2 separate regions of the Homo sapiens genome follow, and region 2 is linked to region 1. Evidence: read pairs that join two places in POLR2A ChIA-PET (ENCODE). Cell type or tissue: MCF 10A. All regions are shown on one strand. Region 1 overlaps PDZD2 (PDZ domain containing 2). Region 2 overlaps PDZD2 (PDZ domain containing 2).

Evidence for each region. ChIA-PET counts read pairs that join two places held together with the same protein. Peaks named below come from ENCODE experiments on the same cell type or tissue, not always from the same donor. Only the 100,000 strongest peaks of a DNase experiment are listed, where the experiment ranks them.
Region 2: POLR2A ChIA-PET joins it to region 1 with 6 read pairs; 1 of 35 experiments calls an interaction of 5 or more read pairs at or near these places.

The regions. Positions count from the first base shown.
Region 1 is chr5:32,058,809-32,061,308 of GRCh38, forward strand. It overlaps PDZD2 (PDZ domain containing 2), which reads left to right. Exons shown (of 25, transcript NM_178140.4): 13 at 431-548; 14 at 2,194-2,326. Among named protein-coding and RNA genes, the nearest start is that of GOLPH3, 110 kb to the right of the region's middle. In MCF 10A, no CTCF peak of the experiment used is centred here; a DNase peak (open chromatin) is centred at 1,173.
Region 2 is chr5:31,915,417-31,917,916 of GRCh38, forward strand. The region is part of intron 2 of PDZD2 (PDZ domain containing 2); the gene reads left to right. Among named protein-coding and RNA genes, the nearest start is that of MIR4279, 19 kb to the right of the region's middle. In MCF 10A, no CTCF peak of the experiment used is centred here; a DNase peak (open chromatin) is centred at 1,155.

The sequences.
Region 1 (2,500 bases):
TGCTTTTCATCCCTGTTTCTTTTTCCTCCCCACCTACTCTAGAAACATGATGGAAGATTAAACAACCAAGAGATTATGTGTTAAAAAGAAAAGCAAAAGAAAGCTTGAGTTTGTGTACCTAGAATAAAAACGTTACTTATAGCCTGCCTATTTCTAAAAACAGATGTGAGGAGGTTAGTTAGACTAAGCAGAGAGTTGACCGTCGGATAATTCAGTCCGTAACTAGCTCCCAGGTTAGCCATGGGCTCATTCTATTAACAGCAGTGGCAAGTGTTGACAAGGAAAAGCTGGATTTACATTCTGAGTCTGGACCAGAAATAAATGGTTATTGGTCTGAATAGATATTAATTCTGTTTCAAATCAGTTACACATTTTTTCTAGTGATTGTGTAATTTTTGTTTTTATTTTCTTTGAATGGTGCCTCTCACAGAGCCAAGAGTTGGATTAGGCATTGGTGCCTGCTGCTTGGCTCTGGAAAACAGTCCTCCTGGCATCTACATTCACAGCCTTGCTCCAGGATCAGTGGCCAAGATGGAGAGCAACCTGAGGTTTGTTGTTTGCCTGATAGTGTAAGGTTCTGGAGTGTTCATAAATATGAAATATACACGTGTGATATTTGTTCTATTACTTCCCTTTGAGGGATGTTGAAGCTTTGAATTCTTTCCAAGAACGTAGCCAAGACTACAATTAATAGCATCTCCAAAAATGTAAATGTTAATATAAATGAAATTTGGTTGAATTTGAGAACTCTAGATCTTGGCTTCCCTGCTTATTTTGTTCTATTTGGTCTCAGAAGTCCAGTTTCAGAAACTTGACAAGATACAACTCTATACAGATATCTATGATTAGCTCAATATTTTCTTTCATTTTATATTCACATATATAAAATTCATATGAAATACTGGAACTGCTGAAATGGTTCAGAATCACTTGATGCCAAACAGTCCTGAAATTGTGCCCTTGAATAGGAGGCATTTCTTATTAAGTATTCTCTCAAACTTTTCCTGTCATTTTCATTCCTTGTTGAATGGCCATGTCTAGGTGTCTACTTACTGAAGTCACTGAGTGTCTGATTTCTTAATCCAGATAGTTGAGTTGTAACATGGGCGTTCTGTTTACACAAGAAATATCTAGGTGTTCTATTATATAGAAATTGCAGTGAGTCAGTGCCCACCTAAACGTCACAAGAATGTACGTGTATTGCACAAAGCACCCTGTGCTAACAGTTTCATCTTTCTGCCCTGTAAACTTCCAAGTCCTTTAGTGGTTAAGGGATTGTCAAAATGGCATTCATTGAGGTTGCCATTTTGGGGCCCTGTTAATAGCTTATATTATGTTTTTAGTTAATCATTAGAGTAAATTTCCATATGAAAAAAAATTTAGCAAATCATCCAAAGTACATTAAAGAAAATATACTTTTAGAACCCAAGGAAAAAAATCCTTTAATGACATCCCAAGATGATGTTTCTTTCTTGAATGATTCCATATGTCTGGAGCCTGCCAAATGAACATTCTTCAAATCCCATATAAAGAGTCTTTGTTCTCTCCTACTGACTTCTCTCCCTGTAATTTCCAGTCAAAATGGGCAACTTGTCCCCAATTTCTCATTTGTTCAAATTTGAAACGTTTTTACAAATTGTTGGGTAACCTTTGAGCCTCAGCTATTTCCTCCTTAAGTTATATTATAATAATCATTTCAAGATGGTAGGAAGAGAGAACTGCTGGTGGTCGAGGGGTTCTGTCATGTGATGGTTGACAGTCAGACGGACCCGAGTTAGTTCAACAGTGTGTGACATCTGGGTGACCCCTCTGAGCCTGTGTTCCTATCTGCACAATGGGAATAATTTTACTTACTCAAAGCTTTGTTATACAGCATGCTTTGTACAGTGCCTGGCATATAGTATATGCTCAAAATATGGTAGGTTTCATCATTGTCCTTATTATCAATTTTATTTGACTTTGCTGTTTCTGAAAATGCCAGTAAATATGCATAATGACCTTTGCCCACTTAAAATCGAATGTGTTTTTATGAATGTGTTGCATTTTTACATGTATGCCAACGGGAAAAGATATGAGCTTCTTTAAAGTATTCAGAAAAGATTTCATATTATAAACCTCTCCTAGCAAGAAGGCTATTTTAGCTTTAAGAAGCTGGCTGCTAACACAGAGTGTGGATTCTGTTGCCCTCCCTAGCCGCGGGGATCAAATCCTGGAAGTGAACTCCGTCAACGTCCGCCATGCTGCTTTAAGCAAAGTCCACGCCATCTTGAGTAAATGCCCTCCAGGACCCGTTCGCCTTGTCATCGGCCGGCACCCTAATCCAAAGGTGAGGTGGTCCACCCTCTTCTGAACGTGGGAAGATGATACACCTTCCTAGGATATCGTATACTCTTTGGTGAGATGGTTTTCCCAGCTGGGGATAGGCAGGCAACCTACGGGTGGTTCATGTGGGAAATGAATCTCTAATCTGGACTTTGTCTTCACAGTCTTAGAAAATCTT
Region 2 (2,500 bases), 140 kb before region 1:
TATTCCTTGCTACTTGTCCTCTGGGCTCTTGACTGAAAGAACCATCTTTGTCTTGCGTCCAGACATTTCAGCCTAGAAGCAGGCAAACTCTCCAGGAAAGCCCTGCTGTGTCCCCAGGAGAAGGGCATTTCTGGGTTTGGGAGAAAACACCCTGAAGGCGGGCAAGCTTACCATTTGCTCTATATACAGGCCAGAGAGTTTCAAAGACCCAGGGCCCAGGATGTGAGAGAAGGGAATTCTGATTTGTGTGTATGTGTTAATTTTTTTTTCAAACACTTAACTCTTCGTAGAGACAAATATTACTCTTTTCAGGTCTGTTTTTGAAAAACAGATGAAAGGACCAGTAGTATGTAGACAGGTTAATATCCACTTGGCCTTTCTATCTGAGCCCAGTCTTGATTTCATTCTGTCCATGGGGAAAAACTTCCTTTTTACAGTGTACCTACAGAGCGGAGCTTTGTTCCGAAATCTTTTATTGGGAGCCTTTTGTTTTTAAGAATTTATTGGAGATTGGCTTGGCAGGGACTCCAAGTGTCAGCTTATATGTGTGTTGGGGGGACAGTGGGAGAGAGAATGTTGGATAGGGGCCCCATATGTGTTCCTGATGATTGTAGGTGCTCATAAAGTCTAAAGACTGAATCTGTAGAGGGTAAACAACTGTTTTTTGTTTGTTTTGTTTTGTTTTTAACGCTGGAATTTATTTTTCCATCTTGTTTTTTCTCCCAGACATTTTCTAGCTGCAGAACACTGTGTTTACAAAATAAAAAGCCTTCATCATTAGTCCATCCTGGAAGAAGGCATTGGTGTCTGTGTTGGTGGCTTTGGTTGCCCTGCCCGGAGCAGGCTCATCTCCCTCGGTGTCATTCAGAGACAGTTGGCTGTATCCAAGGGTTGCCTTCCCTACTTCAGTTGCATTGCGTAGAGCAGGCTCAACCCCTCCAGGGGAGGGTGCCCTTGCGTACCCACAGTCAGGTGTAGAGGCCTGGTTCTACTCCCACTGGGTCCCCGATTGCCCTTGAGCAAGGGTTGAATGACAGTGCCTGTTCATCTTTTTGTTGCCTCATACCCGGAGCGCTGGCTGTCCCAGCCCAGCAAGTGAGGCCAGGTGAGTTAGGTGTGGTGTTCTTATGCCTTCTGGCACCTTCTGATGTCCCAATTCAGGTGCATCTATTTTTAGATTGGGCTTGCCCTGGCTCGAGTGTCACTTTTGCAAGACTGTGACGTTGCACGTGTTCAGCTGTTTTCTTCATGGATCCCTGGGTGTTCCTGATTCTCTTTGGAGGCCTTGTGCTCTGCATAGAGCCAGTACAAAACCTCCTTGCATAGCTGTTCCTGGGCAAGGGCATTTCATCTAGCTAGAGGTAAAAATTAGTGTCCAGATGCCTGGGGAAGGGAGGGGGCTTACAGGCTTGATGGGACAGTTCACTTGAGTGAGTGTGAGCCTCCTACCAGCATCCTTCTGGTTTTAGTGAGAGCCCTGTGCTAACTGTCATCATGACAGGCCCAGTTTGTGTGAAACTGTTTATAAACTCCATAAAACCATGTGCAAATGTGGGGAACTTAGGCTGGCATGAGTGGAAGGAGGTTGATGAGGGACAGGCACTACCTCTTAAACAAGGGTGGGGACACAGTATCTTGCCACACAAGATGGAGGAAACCAGATGGAGCTGGCAAGGAAAACAGGGTGAGCCAGTTGAAGTGTTTAGTGGCCACATTCAGGAGTTTGCACTGGATCCAGAAAACCCTTGGGAGCCACAGGATTGGGACGATTATTGCATCTGACACTTGTCAGAGAATATTGTAAACTTGTGGCCAAGGAGAGTTAAGAAGGAAATAAAAAGTGAGATCTGGATGGGTGCAGTGGCTCACGTCTATAATCCCAGCACTTTGGGAGGCCAAGGTGGGAGGATTGCTTGAGGCCAGCCTGGGCAACATGGCAAAACCCTGTTGCTACAAAAAATACAGAACTTACCCTGCCATGGGTGCCTGCAGTCCCAGCTACTGAGGAGGCTGAGGCAGGAGCATCACTTGAGCCCAGGAGGTTGAGGCTGCAGTGAGCCATGTTCACACCACTGCACTCCAGCTTGGGTGACAGAGTGAGACCCTTTCTCAAAAATAAACATTAAATATCCCTTTCCATTGAAGGATGTATAGAAATAAAGAAATTCTGGAAGGATTTCCCAAGAGCTCAGAGTAGAGGTGCCTGTGAGACTTGTATTAGTCTGTTCTCACACTACTCTAAAGACATACCTGAAGCTGGGTAATTTATAAAGAAAAGAGGTTTAATTGGCCCACAGTTCTGCAGGCTGTACAGGCTTCTGGTTTTTTTATTTTTATTTTTTAGAGACAGAGTCTTCGCTCTGTCGCCCAGGCTGGAGTGCAATGGCGCGATCTCGGCTCACTGCAGCCTCTGCCTCCCAGGTTCAATCAATTCTGTCTCAGCCTCCTGAGTAGATGGGACTACAGGCGTGTGCCCCTACACCCAGCTAATTTTGTATTT